2 separate regions of the Mus musculus genome follow, and region 1 is linked to region 2. Evidence: chromatin loops called from intact Hi-C (ENCODE). Cell type or tissue: gastrocnemius. All regions are shown on one strand. Each heading gives the region's core, and the rest is flanking DNA. Links, peaks and the distances in the headings are about the cores only. Region 1 overlaps Pik3r1 (phosphoinositide-3-kinase regulatory subunit 1). Region 2 overlaps Gm41044 (a long non-coding RNA gene).

Region 1 (8,000 bases), core at 1-8,000, 260 kb before region 2:
AAAAAGATATGAATTTGAAAGAGAACAAGGGGGTACACAGGAGAGTTTGAAGGGGGAGAGGGGGAAGAGAAAAGCTGTGTAATTATAATCTTAAAATACAAACAAACACAAAGGAAAGAACTCCTACAACAGTAGGAGCCGTGACCCAGCAGAGGCAGACGGTTTTGAGGGGGAGCCTTAAATACTGATCTTCCTTCTCCCTCGGGAGTCATGAACAAAGCACAGGATTAATGTAGTGTGTGCACAGTCTTAGGAGGACACCAAGCCATTTTCTTCCAAGTGAGTGATGTTCATGAACGCAATTTTGAAATCTCATAAGGAATCTTAAAGATTTCAGGGCAGCTCATTCACCCTTCTGGGCGCCGCTCTTAGGAACGGGACTCGATGACAGGAACAGTCCTGGTCCCAAAGCAGGCTCTCCTCACAGGCTGCCTGTCGCCCGCCACAGGAAGTCTCCAGCCTACATGTGGGTACTATTTCCCAAGCTCATTGTAAGATCTAAAACATGTGTTTCCCCTCGGCGTGTTCTATAGCTGAAGGTTACGGTTCCAGACAAGGACACCAAAGCCACTTCACCAAAGTCACTTTTAATGATAGTACATCACTGCAAATGGGCATACCAATGACATTATGGGTCACATAAATTTTAGCAAATGAATATAGAAATCGAACGCACTTAGGGAACTTCCCAATTTACACACTGGTATGTTACCAACAGAAATAGTCAAGTCTTCTGCCCTGCCATCTTCATCACAGGCATGCAACTGACAAAGCTCGCCAAACACAAGCAGGCGGAAGGAGAGGGCAGGCAGCAAAGGCAAGACAGCAAGCATGGGTCTCCACTACCATATCCCATGGAGCCTATGGCTGAGGTGTAGATCCCACGGGATACCTTACCACTTCAAACACCAGCTGTCTACCCCCCAGAAAGAAAAGTCAGCCACTGGCAGGAATACGTAGGAGACTAAGGAGGGCATGGCACCTCAAACACAGGTGCCTCCAGCTTAGCTCCAATCCTAAAGGACACTACTTGTCTGGCCGAACGGCCAGCATTCTGTTTCCCTCCATTAAGTTATGAGCTTTGATCAAGGCATCCAGGCCAGGACCAGGTCCTGGCACAGAATGAACACATAACACACAAGTCTGTGAAGAGGAGTTCCCAAGGAATTCTCTCCAGTTATCGTGGGAACGAGTGAAAGTCAGCGGTAGGAGATGGAGCCTTAAGTATTTGTTCCCTCACCCATAGTCCACCAACCCTGTTTTATGTGGGAATGTTTATAACTGTGAGAAAAAACGCTAGTGTTACCCTTCCCTCCCTGGCAGTTTTCATTTAAAGAGCCCTTGAAATACTTGGTAAGTGATGCCTATAAACACCTATTAAAATGCAGCTTTATAGGAGGTTAAATCATTTATAATGGAGTCCGGTAGTACAGGGTACCAGTTGCAACAGAATTCCTAGAAGGGCTTGCTGGATTAACCTACATCGTCTAGAGAAACAGTTTAGTTATGATGATGTCCAACAACCCAGTCCAGTATTATTTAAAAGTAAGGCTGAATTTAAAGACGTCAATACTGGATGTTTCAATTCTGGGTTTTATGACAGGGCCACTTTGTGCCAGAGCAGATAATCTATCCAGGCAGAATTTTAAAGCTCAGTATATCTGCCTTTATCCAAAAGGGAAAGACCAAGGAGGGGCACCACGATACAGATCTGGTGGATGAGAGGGGACAGCATTTTAAAAAGAAAGACATATCAGGTAATAGGAAAATGGAAACTTGACAGAGGGACCAAATGTTTCACGCGGACCTAATTCGATTCTTCTCAAACTCGAGGAACAAAAGCAACCAGAACAGGAAAATGACTTTGAGTTTTAACTAACGAGTAAGCATCTAGTCCTTTTCCTAAAGGAAGGGACAAAAATAGAAGTGAAAGAAAGGTATCATGACTGGTAAATGGGCAGGGCCTTTTCAGAAGGAAGTTACACAGCCTGACCTCAACAATACATCTCGGCTTGCCCACAGGAGATGCCCATGCCTCAACCATTTCCATGATGCTGCCCTTTCTCTTCTCCCCACTGCTCACATGACATTAAGCCATTCAGGGTGAGCCTAATACTGACCTGTATCAGAACACATAAACATGTCTCGCTTCCTTCAAAAACTCTGCTTTCTCTAGGCCCCACTCCAACCGTTCTCCTGCCGGCTTCTTGCTCGTATCATGCTCCACTCATTTCAATTCATCAATATGCTGCTTTGTAACAGTTTATATATTTGTTTCACACATATATAGGTGTACTATGTGAAAATGGAAGCAAATAACATATGGGTTTCCTGGTTTCTCTTGTACCGCCTCCTTCTTTAGCTGTCATCGTTCTTAGTTCACAGTGGAAGGCACAGGAATTAATTAACTGAACGTCAAATGCCTGAATCCAGGGTATCAAATGATTACTTGGGTAGTACACAGCATTTAAAAAAGCTTCACACTCCAAATATGAACAGGCAGGTAAGGAAGAAATAAAACCACAAGGTTAGACTGTGAGCCTTATTCATAGTTGGTTAGGATACTACCCAACACACACACATACATACACACATACACACACACATACACCACACACACACACACACACACACACACACACACGCACACACACATACACCACACACACACATACACACACCATGGTGAGGCATATTAAGTAAAGCACTAATGTATATACAATTTAGCTTTCAGGATTTATAAGATTATTTTCAGATATTAGGGATGAGAAGTCAATTTAAAATGATGTGTTATTAATAATAAAAATTGTTATACTGGTGCTTTCTAAGTTCAAGCTGTCCTATGTGTTTGTGTGTGTGTGTGTGTGTGTGTGTGTGTGTGTGTGTGTGGAGTGTGGAGTGGGTGAGTATGTGTGTGTGTCCACCCAAGACCAAAGGAACTCTTTCCCCTGTTTGCAGTTGCTTGAGAATTTTCCACGAACCACCTCCCTTTTTTTGTCAAATGCACCTTATGACATTATACAACTCTGGAGAGATGCCACTACTTAAACCTCTAAATAGTGCACATGGTCAAATTAACCAGATCCCAGCACCAAGAGCCACCAGTTGCCCGTTCTACAGAGCCTGTCTCATGTCAGCTGGGCAGGAAATACCAGATTCCAAAGGCTGGAATGAAAGAAAGCCCAAACCAACCACAGAGTTACAAAATCAGCCATCAATTTGTCTAATTAAAACTCCATTTAATATTTCATTAAAATGGAATTCTGGTGGTCTCAAGAAATATGCATTTAAAAGAGCTATGTAGCCACTTCTTAAATACCTATCATGACTTACAGAGACCGGCTACGGCCAATGATCCTGGGCTTAAGGTTCCTAAAGAATCATGCATTTTCATATATTTTAGCCAAGAACTTTACCAAAAGAACCTCTCCGTGACCATCGCACCACCTGGAGCGTGGGCCGAACTTTTCATTTTATTTCTCTCTTTGGCCAATAGATGGCAACCTCTATTGGGCAGGAGAATCAGATTCAGAGCAGGCAGGCAGGCATGTCCTCCCTCCCACCAAGACCCAGCACATTTTTTCTTTTTTTCCTTTTAAGCATTGAGCTATTTCATAATGAATTAGTGAGCAAGAAAACAAAATATTTTTAAGTTATTTTGCTATTGCAACTCTGACTTTGTAAAGGAAAATGGAGTTCTGAAAAACCAAAGGTTTTCCTCAAAGAGGAAATGGACACACTAAATGGACAAAGCAGAAGTGAACTGCAGCTCTGGGTATGGTTTTGCCAGTACTATGCCCTCTGAAGATACAGTATGGAGTCAACTAAACTCTGCCTAACAGATCCATGACCCTGGAATGGTTTATACCTAAGTGGCACAAACAGTTGGGCCTGATTGCCTATACTTATAATTCTAGCTCTAGAGAAGCTGAGGCAGGAGGATTATCATGAGTTTAGAGGTCAGCTTGGGTGTGTGTGTGTGTGTGTGTGTGTAAAGTATTAGTCTCCTAGGACTAAAGAAGAACAGTCTTGGAAAACAAAACAAGAAACAAACAGAAAACAGAACTAGATACTATTGAAGCAGGCAAAGGAAAACATGAGTAGAGACTCCTAATGAGCATCATTCAAGCAACAATGTTCCATGTTAAATGAAAACTCTGTGCTAAGAAACGAAACCATTCCAGGTTCCAGGGTGCCTGCGCCTGGGAAAGCACCGAGCTGTGGAGAAAAACGCATTTTGCCACAGAACACAGCTGGTCCTGTCTGCCTTCCACGGACGAGGAGGAGAACTCTCAGGTGAGGTAGAAGAGGCAGCTGGTCTAAACATGACAATTCTGCTGTCATTTCTCCCTCAAACACCGACAAAGAGAGCGTCGAAGCGTTTGCTATCTCCCATGATCTCCTGCTTTGTGCGTGGTTTCAGCTGTTTAACTTGGCCCTTGGCCTCTATTTCCTGTGGCCGGGCAATCTCAATTCCTTTCATTTTCGTCAGGTTCAAACATATCACTTAAGTCTAAGAAACACTGAGTGTGTGTGTGTGTGTGTGTGTGTGTGTGTGTGTGTGTTCAATGTGTCCTTTCTGTTTTGAGAATTATCATCAATGAGCCTTAGGTCCTGGGGTCTTCTGGGAGTGGAGGTGTGTCTGAGAGAGCTCCCACACAGCTCATTCCTGGCCATCGATCCCATTTTACAGATGAGAAAGCCAAGGCTATGTATGTTATGGTACCATCTTTAGGTCATGCAGCAAATACTTCACAGTGACTAAGACGGACTCTCAGCCAAGGATGCCACTGGAAGTTTTTAATGCCTGACTTATTTACAAGTTCACCATGTAACTGAGACCATAGTGCAATGGCTACCCCTTTGGCTGTACAATAGCAGAAACCAATCTTCATCCCAGGCACTTTACACCAGATTCAAGGGCGCACACATAATAAATGATGCAGAAGCCAAACAGTTTGTCTTTCTTTTTTTTTTTTTTTCCTCTAAAGTATATTTGTACAAATTCCCAAATGTCCCGAAAAACTGTTCCTACTGCTGACTGTGTCCGTTTTTACTCTAATTAAGAACTGTCAAAGACAACTGGGAATGGCCAATGTACTTGAGTAGTCTAAATTGCTTTGTTCTACAGATTCTCTTTGGCGAGAAAACGAGATGGGTAACAAGGATTGTTCTGTGCTATACATGGAGGATGTTGAGATGGGATCTTCCATCCCAGAGACAGCAGCTAGGTCTGAGAGTCAACCTGAGGCGCGCCACTTGGATGCCCGGTTTAATCCCGACAGGAACTGTGAGTGAGTTCCCCCTTCCATTCTGCCCCTTTTCGTAAGAGGCTGAGAGAGTTGCCTCTGTGGATTTCCCAGAAACTCTGTCAAACCCACGGGAGGGGCAACGCAACAACAGCATCTGACAGAGTTTTAAAGAGAACACAGCAGAAGTAAGCGCTGCTCTTTACCTCTGCTTCTAGTCACCTGTATTGATCAGAGCAACTCAAACGAGAACCTTTCTCCAGAAAGGACACTGATTGCTCTGCCACTATTACTGGAAAACGAAAAACATCAACAACAATAGGTCTCACCAGTTAACTCTCCAGAAACAGTTAGCCAGCTAATCAACACAACATTAATATATTTAGCATGAGTTATGATTGTGGTTAAAGCTAAAACGTCTTTTTGGTACCCACAAAAATTTAATTTATTACTTGACGTAAAATAAAATATGCAATTAGAAAAAAATTTTTTCCATGAAGCCCACTGAGTGTAGCTTAATATTTCTAATTAAAATAAATAAGCCCCAACGTCTTTAATTATGACCCATTTAGGTAAGACTTTCGACACATGCTTTCTGCTAAATCCTACTGAAAGAAAAAAAAAAAATTTCCATCACTCAGGCCTGTCTCCACGTAAATATACTCAATTGCTTCATGCTTCTGATTTTTTCTTCTACTAGGTATCCAGAAAAAGAAAACCTCGTTAAATCATTTCAATTTTAAAAGGTTTTAATATAAACAGAAAACTAAAAACACCACTCAGGATTTCAGCGTGCAGAACTTTTATTTGCCCTTGATAAGCACATATTGTCACTTTTATGTATCTGTCAAATCCACAGGAACGTAATCCCAACAGAGAATATAATGAATGTAGTCACAGAAAACTCCAAATTAATGATTTAATTTAAACTTCAGCTGTTTAATCTTTTCACTGTAAGAGACCAGAATATTTTATGCTTGATCCCAGAGGATTAGGTAGTGACCATAAAGAAAGGAAACTGGGGTTATGGGGTTACTCAATTGTCCATGAAGCCTAAGAAACCATTTTATTTGACGGCAGAGGGAGGTTGAGACAAGTTTTCTCTGTGTGACCCTGGCTGTCCTGGAACTCACTCTATAGAACAGGCTGGCCTCAAACTCAGAGAGTCATTTGCCTCTGCCTCCCCAGTGCTGGGATTAAGGGTGTGACCCACTAAGGTTCAACTAAGGAACCATTTTATACACTTTCAATTAAGCAGTCCTTTGTCGCTTGGGTCCACTCGATTGTGCAACAATTGGCAGGCTGTCCACTCTGGGTGCCAAGGATGATCAGCCTCTGATCCGAACAGCACCTGCTTTATGTGGAAGGCTGGGGCTGGGGCCAGCCTCGCAGCAAGGCGAGTTTTTGGTAGCGAGCATGCTGAACCAGTCTCTTCCACAACCTGTTGACAATGGCTTACACTTATTTTCTCCAGCAGTCATTTGGGAAAGATACAACTACTGGTGCAAACTCCTACTTAGCTAGGCTATTCCTGCCCTGTGCTGGAAACAGAAATCTATTTTTTAATATTTTATTTAATAGTTATACCTGCATATACATTGATCAAAGTCCACTCTTTCCTCGCCTCCACTACACTTCTCCCAACTTCATGTTGTTCTTTCTTTTTCTTTTTCTTTTTTTTAATTTCCCCCAAAATTTCTGCAGATGTGTGTTACACGTCCCATGAAGGCTGCAGCTCAAGAAAGCAGGGGCTCACACACCAGTCACCCACTGCAGCACTCAGAGCTTCCCAACCGTCCCTGCCCTCTTCTCACTGAAACTTCCCTTCAAGAATTTTGTAGGTTATGACCTCTATGGAGGGCTCTTCCCAGAACTGAATTTTCTCTGAGGAAAATCTTCTCATCTTCTGGGAGTTCATAGGACAGGGTGATTTTTTTTTTCTTAAACAGGAAATGAACAACAAAACTTTGCAAAGTTTTATATGTCTGATCGCAGCAGCAGAACAAATCTTGCCTTAATCGACATTCTCCTTCAGCAGTTAGAATCCAGTAGGTCTTACGTGCCTATCACTAAGGTTTAGAACTTAACAGTTCTCCCCATCCTGAGGCAGAAAGCAGCTTTCCCATAATACAGAAGAGCACAGGGTTCAAAATGGGTTTCCCTCCTTCATCTTGGCCCTTTGTGGAAACTGTGACAGTAGACCAGTGGGAATTCTGGCAGGAAGCAAGTCTCATCAGAGACTGACATTTTGTTTAGTTTACAAAAAAAAAAAAAAAAAAAAAAAAAAAGGAGGGGGAGAAAGAGGAGGAGGAAGAGGAAGAGGAGGAAGAAGAGGAGGAGGCAGCAGTATCGGCCTTTCTGTAGAAACTTGCAATTTCCATTATGTGGTGTCTGGAGAGGGAGGAAGGAGGAAGTCTTCTTTATCTATAAGCACTGTAATTTATGATGACTCGTGTGAAATATAAATGAAAAATGTGACCCTCTGAGGCAGAGGTCAACAAATTTTATTCCCACTTAGATCCAGTTTTCTCTGCCAAACCACTGGCTTTCCCTGGATAGGCATTCAACTGACCCAGACACTAAGGGCTGAGTCCATGGGTGACAAACACAGGAAGGACTTTCCACAGTGGGAAATGCTCAGCTGTGGCTTGGCTTTGTGGGTAAGCCTGGGCTCCGTGCACTTCCTACCTCAGAGGCGTGATGAGGAGCCTGACCCCAGTACTGGGGATACCCGATTCCTAAAAAGGAGGG
Region 2 (17,070 bases), core at 5,609-13,608:
TCTGCTTGGGGAAAACTTCCTCTGAATTCCACAAGCTGAACGTTACTAACTGCACCAACTACAGGGACTGAATAGAACCAAATAAACTCAACTGAACTCAACTGAATTGCACCGAACTGTGCTGAAGTGAACTCACTCACCACACTGACTCCCAACTGACTGAATTCTTTGCACAGAACTGAACTGATTTACTCTGGGCTGCTATTAAATAGCTTTTCTTTTTTGTGCTGTTCTTGTAAGAGTAGGGCGTAATTCTATTCTGTCAATTCTTTCTCTGATTCACCATTTTGTCCCTTAATTAGACATTATTCTTTGGGATTAAAGGTGTGTACTAAAGATGTGTCTTTATTTCAGTCAGAGGGATTAAAGGTGTATGGTATATCTGCATTCCAGCCAGATCACAAAGTCCTAGAAGGATTTTGGACGTAATCAGAGCAGCCATGTTGCTGGATTAAAACTCCTCTACACATTTTTTTTTTTAACAAAAAATATCCTCCTCCTCCTCCCTCCCCTTCCTTCTCCCTTCTCCTTCCCCTCTTTCCTCCCCCTCTTTCCTCCTCCTCCTCCTCTTCTTCTCCTTCTCCTTCCTCTTCCTCCTCCTCCTCCTCCTCTTCCTCCTCCTCCTCCTCCTCCTCCTCCTCCTCCTCCTCCTCCTCCTTCTTCTTCTTCTTCTTCTTCTTCTTCTTCTTCTTCTTCTTCTTCTTCTTCTTCTTCTTCTTCTTCTTCTTCTTCTTTTCTCCTTCTCCTTCTCCTTCTTCTTCTTCTTCTTCCTCTTCCTCCTCCTTCTTTTTTTCCTTCTCCTCCTCCTTCTTCATCATCTTCTTTTTTTTCTTCCCCTTCTTCTCTAAAAGAATCAGCTTGTATGCTTCAAAAGGAAGAATGTGTGCCTAGCTCTTATCATTTAGTGGGGAATTCATACTTAGAGGAATCTGTGCCAATCACGACTCATTTGAAACAATTTTTCTTTTGGGGGATTTTTTTTTGTATTACCATCAGTTGAAAAAATATAGGAAAGAACTTGCTGTAAAGTGAGATATTTTAAAGTTTTCCATTCCTTACCTTTATTTTTCTTCAAGCAGCCTCCTCCCCCAGAATGAGCATGATGAGAGTAGCTGACTTGGCTATGCTACATGCTTTGTCTTCAGAAAGCCTTTTCCCACACATGCTGCTGTCCTCACTTGACAGATATGTAAAGTGAGGTGCTGACAAAATTAGTAATATGTCTAAGATCTGACAGCTAATAAAAGGTACAGACAGATTTGTATTCAGGCATGCTGACCTTGAAATAAGCTTATAACTTGCTGTAATGTTATCCCCCTGTTGAAGATAAGAATTGATGTTTTGTTACAAAAATTATAAAAGTCATACTATGTGTTAGGGCTAGGCTCTGAGTTAGGCACTGAGCGTATTGAAGCAAACATGATCACTGCCATCATGAAGCATAGATTATGGAGAGAGATATTAAAAGATAATTAAAAAGTAATTTATATAATTAGAATTATTATGCATGAGGAGCACCTATAAGATGATATCTATTTACTCTCTGACTAAGTGGTATTTAAGGTGACATTATAAATAGTAAAATGATGGCAGAGGTGGCAGAAAGGGTCTTAAGTAGTGAATATTTTCAAAGATTCAAGGTAGAGATGTCCATTATTCCAGCTACATTGAGTTTATTAAAAGCATAGTTTGTGCCAATAACATCTCCTTAGAAGTATTAGATACAATATGTACTTGCTTTTATGTGGTTATAACTAAATCATATTTTACTTAGAAAAATAGCTGCATAGTCACAAGGTTTAGAACCAGATGTCTTATGATAATCAAAGCAGGACCAGTGAGAAATGAAAGGTAAGGGGTTAAAGAGGCAGCTCAAGGAAGCCAGAAGGGATTCCAGCCAATGTGGAAGGGCAACGTCGCTGAAGATGCTAAGTTGCACAAATGCAAAAGGATGTCATACCACAGGGGTACTTATTGTTTCTCTCATTTCTCTAGTATTATAAGATGTGATTGTTCTTTTCCCATGTAATCCATAGGAAACAAATACTGTATGAGTCATAAAGTCAAGTAACTAGACTTTGTGGAGTAAATAAGCTACAAACTGAATAGAGAATGCAGAAACAAATATTGTGTAAAGATTCAGTAAAGGAATGACATTTCATATCAATAAGGAAAGCACCAGCAGTGATCATCCATTAGCAAAATGGTTGAAATTCCTCGTTCTTTGCTGCAAAGTAAGTTGCAAATAGAAGAAGAATTCAAGTGTATTTTACCTTCTAAAGTTCTGGAAGGATTCATGGGCAAAGAATCATATAGGTTTTATTGGGGGGTGGGGAGCCCACTAAGAACCAGGACTGGTTTATACATTTTCTCCAGTATTGTTTGCCTGTCCTTCTCTTCAGTCCTTGTACTAACCACAGGCTTGTAAGCTCCAAAGTCTCAGTTGACTTTGTGGACAAGCAAGTAGCTTATTGGTGTCTGTCCCATCCTTGGAGTAAATGTCTGTCTACCAAGAAAGCAATAGTATTTCAGGCAGTAGGGGAATTCAAAACAATACTTAAAACAAGACTCTATAAAAATGTAAGACTCCGAGACTCCTGGACCATATGACAGGAGCATGTTGTCCTCTGAGAGGTTCCACCCACTCTTGGGGCTCTCGAGTCTGAACCTTCAACCAAAGAACATATACAGGCTGGACTTAGACCTACATATCTGTAGCAGATACCTTGGTCTTCATGTGGGTCCTGAACAGATGGAACAGGGCCTATTCCAAAAGCTGTTGCCTGTATGTGGGATATGTTCTACTAGCTGAGCTGCCTTGTCTGACCTCAGTGGGAGCTGAAGTGCTCAGCTTCACAGAGACTTGAAGTGCCAAGGGGGGAAATACCCAGGGAGACCCCTATCTATTCAAAGGAGAAGGAGAGTGGGTATGAGGGAAGGGCTGTGGGAGGGGGTGACCATGAGGAGGGCAGTGAGCAGTTTGTAAAGTAAATAAGTCAAAAAAAAAATCAAAAAAGTGTAAGACTTCTTTATAACAACCATGTATATATGTGTGTGTGTGTGTGTGTGTGTGTGTGTGTGTGTGTGTGTGTATTTTCTGGGGCTTCTAAAGATAGACTTTGAAGTACCATTTTCCCTCAGTTAATATCAGTCGTTTAGTTTCTCACACAAACTTTCCTTAATATACTCCAAGAGCTCTGAATGCCCCAAATGAAACAGGAAAAATTATATCTTACTTTCTTCAACCTCTCACACTTTGTATTGAAACTTAGCATTCTTGAAAATGATGAATTTTGACAACAAAAGACATCAATATTAGTGTTTACCTGTGCTGTCATTGTGTGGTTAGTGCTGATATAATTTACTTTCAGCATTAATTCTAAATGTATGAGCCTTGTAGATGGCCATACCACCCTGAGTACACCTGATTGTGCCCAAATTTGAGACTCATGTTAGCCTTATTGCTATGTTAAAAAAATAAGAATATTTGTGTCTAGAAGGATGGCCCACCCATTATAATAACTTGTTGCTTTTTCAGAGGATTCAGGTTTGGTTCCCAGTATCCTCATGGAGGCTCACAACTATCTAAAATTCCAGTCTCAGAAGACCTCTACTCTCTCCTCTGGCTTCCACAGTCTCCTGCATGTGGGTGCTATACACTTAAGCACACACCCATACAGATAAAATGAGATAATAAATATTTCTATATGAACATTTATCTCACTTTTATTTAAAGGTATTTTGAGAAGTGTATTTCAATACAGTTTGGATTCTTTTATACACCTTTCTGTTTTGTACATTATACACCATTATCTGAAAGTGTGTCTGTGGGTTCAAAAGCTGGTCTAAGACTTCTGTATTGTAAAAACATTGAGAACATTGCCCAAAGATTATGTACACAGGGAAGACAATTGTCAGAAAAACAACCTTCACCCTAATCACTCATGTCACTAGGTGATTGTAGGAGGTTTTGGTCAGCACACATGACTCAGGTCTTTACCCCTTCTAGCCCTGGGTAGTGAGAAGGATGCAAGTGTGGACTCCTCCACGACTGACTGTCTCCCCTGAGATTGGCAGGGTCTTCTCCCTACTGTTCTTCATCAGTGGGTGCAAGTGGGCATTGTACGTGCGCATGTCTTGGTCGAAGGACAACTGTGGGGGTTGGTTTTCTTCTGCCACCAGTAGGTCCAGGGGATTGATGTCAGGTTGTCAGACTTTGTGGCAAGCACCCTAATACACTGAACCTTCTTTCCATCTCATGATAGGAGATTTTAATACTTTGATTTTATCCTGTCATTGATCACAAAAATTTGCCTAATTTTATGGGGCATTAGAGGGCACTTTTATTCCATAGGGATTCATACTTAGTTATGAGCCTCAGTACACTAAAAATATTATAAGCCAGAAAAAGAATTAGGTGAAAATTGTTATCTATGGGAACAAACTCCTAGCTTTACTAGAAGTCAAAACAATAGAAATAAAAGCAAGGTTTTGAGGCTCCCTATCAACTTGAGAAAGTTTTAAAATATTGTCAGATTGTGCTTGGTAGAGATGCATGAGGCTAGGAAATCACGCCTGATTGCTTTTTATTGCTATTTATTAAATATGTTAGTTGTAGATATCTTCTGCCAAGATCATTCTACATTTAAGAACTTACCCTAAAACATTGATCACGAACAGTGAAATGGATATATACACTAGGGTGTTCATTGCTGCTATTTACACTAGCATAAGATAAGAACACAGCGTACACTGAGTTTATACGAAATGACAGCAAACGGTCTGAGATCATTTGTCTTGTCTTCCCTATGTGCTATCAGCCATTCCAAGAAAATGATTAAGGAGCAGGCTGCCCTTTTCACGTTCAGGAAGCTACACACTGTACATCAGGAAGCTGAAGTAGTGCCCAAGAACTGTCCTCCTTGGCAGGCTAGTTCACGATGAGGTAGTCACGCTAGCAAGGAGACTGTGAAGATACAAACAGCAGACTAGGGAAGGCCCTAGGGAAGGAGACAGGGCTCTGTGAATCCCATGCATCATGAGAATCGTGCTTCCCTCCTGAATGTCGCTGTTGGATGGGAATGAAATGGAGGCCTGGATAGATGCTTAGCCTGAGTCTGTAGACTACCCACCTTAGCCTACCCTAGTTATAGGAACTTGGGTCAGACTGAGTGAATTTGCATTTCCAAAGTATGTGGAGTGGATTAAAGACCAGAAGTATTTTTCTGTATATATAATGATTCACTGACTGCAAGTGAGTGGCAGAGGAGATTGCCAATAGTATTTATTCCTAAGTTTCTGCTCAATCGGGTAGGAAATAAAGGCTAGGACTTAATTTGGTTTAAATAAGCAACCAAATATGAAGACTCTGAATCCTTGAACTTGTGTCAAATCTGATACCACATGTTTCCTACTGACTAAACTTCTTTGACATCTCTGCTGTGAGAAGGGAGAACAGCCCACCCGGCCTGCTCAATGGCTTTGAGTAGAAAGACAGGTGACCAAGGTGTACTGAGATGGCTGTGCTCAAATGCACAAATTCGAAGGAAATGGGAGTCTCCAGGGTGCTTCCACAGAAGAAGACCTAATGTTCAACTAATGGATTAAAACACCACCCGGAGAGACCAGGAAATGAAAAAAAAACCAGTTTGTCTACTTTTCACTCAGGAGACAGAAATTGGGTCACAACCTGTTCCAACCCAGTCCTCAGGTAGGACACTCAAGCTGCCAAGTGTTCTGATTGGACGCCACAGTGGGGCCTTGAAACTGCAAATAGCTCCAGGATATAAAGTCAACGAAGGCAGAGGGGTTGACAGGGAGCATCAGTTTAAAAAAGTGAGGAGCCACGGAGAGCTACACGTCAGATGGCAGAGCCCACTGGGGAAAACACAGTCCTCTGACACAGAGACCGAGGACTTCAAGGCATACAACTTGTGTGGCTCTGGTTTTGAAACTAGTTTTCAGGAGTTTGTGCAAATGAAAATGATTTATCCTTCTTTATGCTTCCAAGTCTAGAACTGGATGTCACAGAACAGGGAAATAGACTCCACCCTACACAGTAATTTCAGCTTGAGGAGGAAGCCCTGGGTTTGTGAAGCCCTGAGCAAATGTTGACATGGGTGCAGCCGTGTTAATAATTCCAAAACCTCAGACCCATAGGAAAGGGTCAAAGCCTTCTCTATTCCTAGGCTCAGAGATGTGATGAAGCTTTTGGTCTGAGAGAAAATGCTGACACCAAGTGCAGAGAATATTCACTATAGCGTTCTCCAGATATTTTTACAGACTAAAGACTGCCTTTACTGTGATTAGCTAAACCTGCCCCACTGATGCAGCCCTGTACCATAAACTTCACCTCCTTGTCTATCTGCATGCAATAACCTTATGCCTCTATGCAACTATATATAACAAAGACAACCAGCTTGCAGGGCTCTGCTGTCTTTGTCAGGAAGTCCAGGCCTGACTTCAGCTATTTCCTTGTGTCTCTGTCTTTACTTCATTCCCTTGCATCCCTCAGGCAGGGCTAAGTTCCTGGAGCCATGGAAGGACCTGGCAGTGACAGCACTGTGTTTTAATTTCATGGCTGTGGAGAAGGGCAGGGTCACTGGTTATGGTTTTGCTAGTCTCTTCCTCCAGTCTCTGCTGAGCTCTGTTAAGTCTCATGCAAAGGAGTTCAGCGTGTCAAAGTGGAACTTTATGGACTCCAGGTACTGTGGTAACTACTGTGCACACATCAGCAGGGTTCTCTTTGCATTTCTTGAGTGGCTGATGTCTATACAGCAAGGAAGAACCCAACAACTAAGTAATTTGTGTAAGATTTTAAAGTTAGTCGGTATCCTAATGGACAAATCCACACACCTGACCCATTTATTCTTGAGGTGTGCTTAGTGTTGGGTGTCTTTGAAGCTGCTCCGACTCGCAGACTTTGGCTGCTTATGTATTTTAATGTGTCTACCCCAAACACAGCTCTTCCCTTCTGGGGTTATATGTAGATCCTGAGTAAATTGGTGTAATATTAATCAACATGCCAGACTGTGCCATCTGAGGTACTTCTGAGACATGGTAAGAGTGCCCAAGTCTTAAGAACTTAATTGTGTATGTTGCCATCAAGGCTTAGAAGGCTTAGAAGCTCAGAGAGCCTCTAAGCAGCCTTATTCTTACTTAGGTCTAGATGCCACATAGTTTGGTCATTTGCTGTATCCTCTATAAATTTTGTTCACCAAACTTCTCCCAGAAGCTTTTGTTAGAGAGTGGTAGAAATGCTGTGATTTGTTTCTTGATTCATTCCCCATTAATATCTTTGTCTCTTTTTTTCCCACAAGTAAAAGCTTGGTGGGATAACATTGAACCCTTACTCTGGCTATCACTTTTCTCAGATATGTATGGTCTGCATAAATCAAACAACTTTGGACTCATTCCTTCTTCCACAAAATGGTTCTAGCACTGTGATGATGTAGGTTCCACACTACTCCATTGATCAATTTTTCTTATCACATGATCTCTGATGAGATGAGGTTGGCAGAGGAACAGTGAGCAAAGAATGACAGATAACTTTTCTATGCAAAGCATACAATAATTTCCCTTAACTTAAAACAAAGCAGAACATTTCTTTTATAACTTTATTGCACTTGTTTACTCATTGGAGGGGGGGGGGTTGTGTATGCATATGACCTGGTCCATGTTATGGGGTCAGAGGACAACTTGCAGGAGTTAGTTCTCTCCTGTGGGTATTAGGAGTCGAACACAGGTCATCAGACTTGATAGCAAGCATGTTTACCTACTGAGCCATCTTACTAGCCTATGCTTAACTTTTCCCCCTCCCTCCCTCCCTCCCTCCCTCCCTCCCTCCCTCCCTCCCTTCCTTCCTTCCTTCCTTCCTTCTCCTTTTCTTTTCCTCTTATTGGAGACAGGATCTCTCTACATTGCCTTGGTTATCTTGGAATTCACTATGGAGATCAGGCTGGCCTCAGAGATCCACCTGCCTCTGCCTCCTGAGTGCCGAAATTAAAGGCATGTGCCATGCCCCAAGCTCCCTATTCTTAACTTCTTTAATTAAAACTTGATTCAATCTAAACAGAGGCAAAAAGGAAAAATGTTTTCGACATGAGTTATTGACTCCTGAGAGTATCTAGGTCACAGATAATATAGGCACATTCTGAAAAAGTTTCCGTGATAATTTTTTCAAGTCTGCACATGTAATTGAACTTTGAGTCCAGAACATTCTACAATTCTATGGGAAATCTACGTGAGGCCTTTGGCAGGAAGGAGGCATGCTGCGATGTGTGGTGCCAATTGTGTCATACCATGTGACACCTGTACCTTAAGTTTATCACCTCAGTGGCATACTTGGCAGTAAGTAATATGGCTTTTCAGAAGTGAACAGGACAAGCCATAGGCATCGGGCAATCAAGTGTTTGCTTTGTAGCTCAATTTTTGTCAACAATTTTTGAATGTTGCATTTGCCACTGGAAGATTTGTGGAGGGGGGAACCTCTTTGGCTTTACAACTCTAAAAATATCACCAGTGATAACAACAGATTTTAGACACGTCATGCTCATAGGTACTAAATGTTCTTTGAGTAATTGACGTGTGTTAATTTAGTTAACTCTCATGTCATGGGCCAAATGGTCAATGAAAGATGGAGGAGGGAACTAAAGGTGCATCTATATGACTCCATTTAGGACATGGACTCAAAGGCTCATCACATGCCTTGTTCCAGAGGCATGCCTGCTAATCTGTGGCATGTCAGAGCCTGAACACCATGGTGCACAGTGCTATCACTTTCCTAAAAGGAATCTTCCCTCATGCCCATGCCTTTGAGTGCTACAAATCTCCCTCCAGCCAACTGAGTAGGCTTCTAGCCACCAGAGAGCAAGACAACTCCTGTGGACAGGCTGGCAGAAGGACAAGGCATGGTTAGACACTGAAAATCTGTGTGTGATCTGAGATTGCCACATAGTCACAAATGGAATCTGCACAATGTGGACTTCTTCACGTTCCTTCCTGGTAGCATGTGGTGACATCTGACCAAGCAGAGGTCTTCAATAAATGTTGATGAATGTGATAAAGGCTTACATAATGACATGCCATATAAAATGTTCCTGTAATAATGAGAGACATAATATAAATAATATATTGGATATAGTGTTTGGTGTGAGAAATTTACAGTTTCATAGCTTGTAAAATATTAGGGCTAGGAAGAAGATCAGAGGCACAGAGATTTTCAGCTCCCTCATTTTTATGCTAATAAAATAGATTCTAAATGATATAGGGACTTCCCCAAAGATCTCTCTCTCTCTCTCTCCCACACACATATGTGTATATACATATATATACACATATGTGTATATATATATATATATACATACACACACACACACACACACACACACACACACATATATATTTGTTCAGTAAGAATGCTTAGATTTAAAACATTATATATATTGGCAAGGGTAGTGCTTGTTTTTAGAAAGATCTTTCTTTTGGAAATGGGAGCAAATATCTGATTTGTGGTCCACTGGCTCAGGTCTTCTACACATCTGATGAGACATCAAGAAAAGGGAACTATCTTGGCCTATTGTCACTCCCACAGTAAAGTCATGTGTACTATATGTGGAAGAAAGAAGTATCAATTTCATAGTCCTTGGTGCTGTCCCTAAGAATGCTTATTGACTACATAGTAAGAGTGTATCCAAATACTCTGAGGTAACGCCCTTATTTGTAAAATATTTTGGGCATCCCTTTTCAAAAAAAAAAAACTCATGCATGAACATTTTATAGTGGACTACTCTGTAATGTGCATGTCAAAAATAAATGAATTAGGAAATAGGCTGACATAAAAATGGAATATATGAGCACATGGGTGTCTTAGATACTTTCCTATTGGTGTGAAGAGACACAATAACTGAGGCAATTCATAGAAAACATTTAACTGGGGGCTTGCTTACAGAACTAGGGGCAGATCCTTGACCGTCAATGGCAGAGAGCTTGGCAACAAGGCTGCTAGGCAGGCATGGTGCTGGAGCAGTAGCTAAGAGCTCGCATCCTCATCCACAAACAGCAGGTAGAGAGTGGAAGACTGGCCTGGCATAGGCTTTTGAAACCTCTTCAAGCAAGACCATACTTCCTAATCCTTCCTAAGCAGTTCCACCAACTGGGAACCAAAGATTTCAATATATGAGCTTATGGGGGACCACTCATATTCAAACCACTACAGTGAACTTTATCTTCTAGATCATTACTTTTGTGCATATTTAATGGAAGAAAAGATAGAAAAAAGTGAGAAGGAAATATTAATTTCAGCAATTACTCTATGAATTTCATGAGCTGAGGATGGTAGCCTATTTAGGTGTGGTGGAGCCATTACCCATCCTTGGTATCAGTGAATGTCATTCAGATGTCACACGAGCATCCCTTAGTATAGATCAAGAACTATCTTTTTATTTGAAATTACTCATGTGCTCATCATGTCGTCCAATCATCTCCCATAAAGATCAGATAACATTCCTCATGGTTTTGTTTTCTATTGCTATACCTGGTTTTTAGAATCAAGAATTGAGTGACAGAGTGGGAAGCCATGATCATAGGGCATTGTTCTTGTTCATCTGCCTAGTCTGTCTCCAGTGCGGTATATACGAGGTGCTCAGTTGTGTGTGGTGAATATCACGACATGTTCTGTGTGATTTCTCCTCTGTTCTCATGAAGCACTCACATTCAGTTTGTGTTTTAGGTCTTCTTATTGGATTCTAAAGCTAGACCTGGCTTATTTCATCTGCTTGCCCCAGATTCCCTTCCTTCCCTCCTTTTTTCTACTCTTTCTATACACACAATGCACATATACATACATACATACATACATACATACATACATACATACAATCAGACACAAACACACACACACACACACACACACACACACACACACACACACACACACACACTGCAACTCTTCTATGACTCTTTGAGAGCTTCCTCTTCCCATGAAGTGCACTGCTTCCATCCTTACCCTCTCCTTCTCAGCATCCTTCGTGTGCAACAGCACAAAGCCCAAGCTCAGGGTTTCCTGCACTTGCTCCCTGGTTGTTCTCGTAGCTAAGCAGAGCCTGTGTGACACAGTGGAATGCACGGTAGTCTGGGAGTCAGGAGACTCAGCCGTTTAATACCAGTCCTTCTGTAAGCGAACTATTTCACTCAACCAATCATGTCTCTTTCATCAGGATTTTCTTCTTTCATTAAATACTAGGGCTGTAGCTTAAACTTTCTACATTTTCTTCTCATTTACAAGGCTGTGGTATATGTTTGTTTTTCTCCTTTCCCCAGAGTAGAGGTCATACCTTCCTTTTATAATAATATCCATGTATTTGACCCATGACCCATAAAAGTGCTTCATTATCATGTAACATGCTCTTGTGGTTCTCAGTTTCTAGCAAGGACTTTTATAGTCAGTGCTGCAGAGTTGCCGGGAAGAGTGGTGCCATTGAGCATTTGAGTAGAGGCTGTCTCCCTGTGTACCCCGCCTGCCTAGCCTTGGGTCAGCTATTTCCCACACCACTAGCTTATTGATGTCAACTCTGGGGTCTCAGCGTCTGCCTTGTGCAGCAGTCATTTGGAGGTGATAATTATTCCATTTCAGCTCCCCTCAAACAGTACGATTTCCCAGGTTTTCAAAGCTTTGCTTGCCCACATCTCTCCCAGGGTACCTGCCACTTAGCCACCAGAAGTTCCACCACCATGAAGACTGTGCGTCACCTGAGGAGGTCATGAGACCTGCCTAGAGATACGAGCACTGTTCCAGCCAGTGTTTTTTTGGGGGAGGTTCCAAATTGACAGGACATTTAAGGAAGCAATTGAGAACCAGGCAAGGGTCCAGGAGGACGGGACAGGGACAAAACACAGCTGCTCATTTAGTCCTTGGGCAGTAAAGACTGAAACATGCTGTTCCTGTTCCAGCAGCTAAAAGGAAGGTGACAAGTAACTTGAGAACAGGGAACTTAATTATCAGCAAAGCTTCCTGGGACACATAGGATGTTCTTAGCACTGATTCTACAGCTTTACGCTTGCAGCCCCGCTCCACTGTGTCTCACCAGAAGAAAACGAGGAAAAGCAGGATTTTTGTTCTTCCATAACACTTACTCTTGCTTCTAGGTTGGCTCAGTGTAAGATAAAAGCACAGAACTGGATATTAAATGCAAAGCGTCCCCAAGAATGTGGTACTTTCTGTATTTTCTGTAAAATGTAACTGTTTCTCAAAGAAGTTTATCTCTTCCACTGAGGGATTGATCCATGTGAACATTCCTTACCACCTCCCCTCTCTACACCTGTCATAGGTCAGGCTGTCTCCTAAGTGCTAGGGACAGCAAGATAAAAGGGTCATAGTCACAACCTTGCAGGCTAGGCTCAGCTACATATACTTCCCTCAAAGTAACTATCGCAGGTTGAACTTCTTTTATTTGTGTAGCTAACTCTGCTCTGTTTCTACCATGCAAATCACAGCTGCCCTCAGGAAAGGCTCTTGCACAGGACTTATATCCTTATACGCCTCACACCCAGTCCCCTGACTGACAGGTGATAGGGTGTACTCAATAGAATATGGTAAGTGGATGTGGCAATTTCTTGTGAAATCCACTGGCTGGATGAAGGAATTACCAACAGTGGGTACTGTAATGGATAGTGCTGAGTAGAAAGTTTCTGAAAGCTAAAATCATTGTGAACTGACATTTGAAGTTTGAAGTTATAGGAATCATACTGTTAGATTATATGGAATTGTAGAGGGTGTACCATAGATGATATTATGTGTAGATTCGGAGTAACAGCTGCCCAATTTCTTTTTTCTTTTTCTTTTAAGGATAAAAGCTTGGAATGAAGCTATCTAATAGATATGAAAGAAAAAAAAACATAGCATGGCTTCAATATTTTGCTATAAGTCTGACACCTGTTTCCCTGACCAGCTGGCTAGACACATTTCAGGGCAGTGTGCTGAACATTCTGAGAGGAAGGAAGGCGCTATCCTTTGTTTTCCTCTGGAAAGCCTCAAAGGCCTGTTAACCACTCATAGCAGCACATGGTTTTTTTTTTGAAAGCCATTGTACCTCCTGTCCCACCCATGGGGTTAAGGCTGCTGAGTGGGAACCTAAAGATGAACAGGCTATTCTGCTGGAGAGAAGCTGAGCCATTGCAGGCTGTGTTCATGGCCCCTCTGTCAACAGGTGCAATCGCTTCGAAAGCTTTGTGGTCCAGGGTGTGACAGGGTGAAGACAAGCTGGGCTGCCAACAAATGTGTCATTTGGTAACTCTTCTCATTACCACCTACACAGCGCAAGAAAGAGCAAAGCTTCTCACCCACCCCAAGTGCAGACAGCCTTTAATGAGGACGCATTCCTACCGTGAGGGAGGCACAACTGCTGAAGCCAGCATTCAAGGAGGAAGCTCATCTCTTCCTTAACAGTTTCTCAGGGCAGGGAGAGGCCAAAAAATCTAGTAACTCGTGAAGTATGTTGATTACACTGGCCATTCACACCAGAGTGATGTTTCAGCTTGACCCACGGCACAGCTCGGAAGGTACAAGGTAGGAAAGAAGGTGAGAACTGGAAAATCATGACCAGAAACTTAGGCCAGAGATTAGGATTTATACTTCAGGATGGCCAAAAAGCTGGAATAAATGCTGATGCTCAATGTAAGCTCAAGAACATAATTATGAGAGGAAAGTAAAGTGGAAATTCTTAAAGTCAGACAATAAAGTTTCCTAATAAAGCAACAGAAATGAATATCAGACCTCAATAGAACCAGTAGAAATTATAATTGTATGATGTTGCTTAATAGATGAACGATAGTAATTACCACTTGAACTCTTTGTGGGGGGGGGGGAGAAAGACCAAAAATAGGGGTGAAATAAATGGTATTGTGATTGAGAATGAAGAAATACTATTTTATTCACATATCATATGATTATATGTGTAGAGAGTCTGAGATAATCAACAAAACACTGTTAGATCTAGAAGGTGAGCATGGCAGAGTTCTATGATATATAATAAATGGAAAAAGTCAATCACTCCTCTATATAATAGCAATGGATGAAAAGAGTTATAAATTTTTAAAGGTACATAATACCATTCACACTCATCTCTTCAAGATAAATACTTAGTTACCAGTTTTTAAAAAAATATGTACAAAATTCTGATGCATGAAATAAAGAGCTGTGTAAATGGAGAGGTATCCCAAGTCCATGGATAACAAGATTCAGCAATATGGAGTCTCAGTCAGAGTTACAGCATGTTATCTTGTGGATAGCAGCAAACTAATTATGAAATTTATATGAGGAAAAAAATCCAAACAAGACATCAGGATGCCAACTCAGTGTTGAGCCAAGTTAAGAAGAATCACTCTACTCAACTTTAAGACCGTGTAGAAGGTTGTAGTAATCGAAACAGTGCAGTGTTGGCAAAAGACCAAACAGACCAATGGATTGGAGCAAAGAACACAGAAATAGATCTATAAATACAATCAACTGATCTTTGGCAAATGAGCAAAGGCAACACACTTGGAAAGAGAGATTATTTAACAGATGTTGTTGGAGAAACTGGTTATCTACATGCAAACTAAGTAGTCAGCTGACCAACTTTATGATTGACTGAGAAAAGGCCTCCAGAATCTTATGTGTTTAACACTTGGTGGCACTCTTTGGGAAGGCTGTGGAATCTTTAGGAGGTGGAACCTTCCCGGAGGAAGTGGGTGGTGGAGGGCAGGTCCTGGGGTATTACATCTCAAGCTAACTCACCTAGTGGCTGCCTCATACTCCTGTGTCCACACCTCTCTACTGCAATGGATTATGTATCCCTTCATGCTACAAGCCAGAATAAAGCCTACCTCTCTAGAAGTTGTTGGTCTTTTTTTTTCCCAGAAATTCTCTCACAGCATGGAGAAAGATAATTAATAAAAAAATATCTGTAGCAGAGAGTGGGATCATGATGCTACCATGTAGTTCTTAGTCTCTTGGGACTGATATTCAGGGTGGCAATGGAAGAGTTTGGAACTCTGGGATGGAAAAGCCATGCAATGCTGTAAGCAGAGCTCAGGGGATGGTTCTGGTGGGGAATTTATAAGGTTTAAGAGAAATGTTGACAATGGATTCCCAGTTCCTAAGGTTTAAGAGGGGATCCAGGACTCTATTAGGAGCTTCACTAGAAATCATTTGTGTTCCTCTCTGGCCAAGTCTATCTTCATTCTGTCTCTCTCCTGAGAACTTTAGTGAGGTTTAACTTAAAGTAATGGACTAATTACAAGGCAGGCCAGTAGTCAGGCATGTTATAGCTTTCTGGTTTTACTCCCATCCATAGTAAAAAAGAAACTGAGGTTGTCATTTATAAAACAAGTGCAATTTGTCAAGTAGAAGAGCACAAGCAAGTTTAAATTTGCAGGACAAGTGATTAAAAACTGAAGTGTAAAGAAACCAACCCAATTTGGATGCGTCCTGTTGTGCATGGAGCAATAGTGAAGGTGCTTTTTGGACCAGAGCATGCCCACTCAAGGCTCCAACTAATGAAAATGCAAATTTATTTGAAAGGAAAAAGTCTAAACCAAGAATGTAGCTGAAAGGATTCCCTGATGAAAAATAACTTCCTAAAAAATTGATCTTGTAGATTCAGTCCACAGAGCATACAGAGATCACTGGTGATATGGTCTAAGGTACAAGGTTTTATACTATTCGAAGTTGGCCACAGAACTTGGTATGACTGTCCACATTGCTACTGGTTTCATAAGCATGATGAGAGACATATGATTTAGAGGAGTCACGGAGATTTGCTCTATAGTGCCAGAAAGTAGTGTCTGGCAGGGTCAAAGGTCCTTGAAGACTGCTGTGAGATGCTGTGAAGTTTACATAAAGACTCCAGGATGTTGGAGAGGCCAAAAGCTTGAGACAGTAACTGAATACTCTTGGCATGGAGTGGGGCTGACCAAGAGAGGCAATAGATGTTGCAGGTAACAGAACTGAAAAAGTAGGACTACTTGAGCCAATATTGGTCCAGATAACTTCATCAGACATCTCAAATCCTGGACGTGGAGCTGCAGGAATATTTCCCCCCTTGTTGGGTTTTGGTCTTCGGCATCTTCCTCTTTTCTTCTTATTCTTCCGTTACCACATTCCCAAATGGTAATGTTTACTCTGTGCCAGTGTATGCTGGTAATATGAAAAAAAATTTTTTTTATGTTATAGAGGTTCATAGAAGATCTAATAAACAAAATAATAAAAATTTTAAAACATTAATGTTTTTTGTGCAAACATTGATATTACTGATTTTAATGGAAGTTGTGGAAATTAGCCAGGAGTCAAAGAAAATCAGATTCGACATTGCCTGAACTGAGAAACTTTTTATGACAATGAACTGCTAAGGTTTGAAATTTCAATGTTGCAGAAGTTAGCATTATTTAGTTTAGCTTGCAAAATATCCAACATAAACAAATAAAACTATAAATCAGTTGCAAGTAAAAAAACCTCAATACCCCTATAGTTATTCGATAAATGTAAGCAATAGTTTAAAATTGTCCTAATCTGGTTCAAGAGGCTTTAGCAGAAAGCTCTATCACACATTTATGTAAGAGTTGATTCTAAGTTTCCCCTTTCAGAACTGGGACTTGGTATTAGAGCCTTGCACATGGTAGGGAGGCAACCTACTAAGAGAACCTGAAGAATTCACTGTAAGTTTTTCAGAGTGTGCTTATACAACTCAGGTGTTGCTTGTATAAATTGAGTGGTTATGATAAAAAGGTTCCAATTTCAAGTCTCAATCTTTGATCCTTCCTTTGTGGTCTGCAAGATATTCTTTCCTGTCCCTAGGACCATGCCTGATAGATGTAGGAAACAGTCAAGGCCCAAGAAAATGGCAGAAAAATAAATGTATGGATTATTGCTAGGAGTCAAAGAAAATCAGATTTGATGTTGCCTGAGCTGAGATACTTTTTACTATAACACACTGCTATGGTTTGAAGTTTCAATGTTGCAGAAGTTAGCATTTTTTTTATTCTAGTTTGCACAATACCCAAATTATACAAATATAAGAATAGAAAACTGCATGC

What was found. Hi-C counts contacts between places; a loop is a spot of excess contacts. Peaks named below come from ENCODE experiments on the same cell type or tissue, not always from the same donor. Only the 100,000 strongest peaks of a DNase experiment are listed, where the experiment ranks them.
Region 1: a loop joins it to region 2, with 2.1 times the contacts of the local background. A loop is called at or near these places in 2 of 42 quality-filtered maps.

What each region holds. Positions count from the first base shown.
Region 1 is chr13:101,732,409-101,740,408 of GRCm38, forward strand. The region is part of intron 2 of Pik3r1 (phosphoinositide-3-kinase regulatory subunit 1); the gene reads right to left. Among named protein-coding and RNA genes, the nearest start is that of Pik3r1, 32 kb to the right of the region's middle. In gastrocnemius, for the core only: a CTCF peak has its summit at 3,501 (motif pointing right); DNase peaks (open chromatin) are centred at 3,476 and 6,584; H3K4me3 peaks cover 1,896 bases; H3K27ac peaks cover 7,172 bases.
Region 2 is chr13:101,983,129-102,000,198 of GRCm38, forward strand. It overlaps Gm41044 (a long non-coding RNA gene), which reads right to left. Exons shown (of 2, transcript XR_873880.1): 2 at 15,533-16,174. Among named protein-coding and RNA genes, the nearest start is that of Gm41044, 23 kb to the right of the region's middle. In gastrocnemius, for the core only: no CTCF peak of the experiment used is centred there; a DNase peak (open chromatin) is centred at 8,860; H3K27ac peaks cover 774 bases.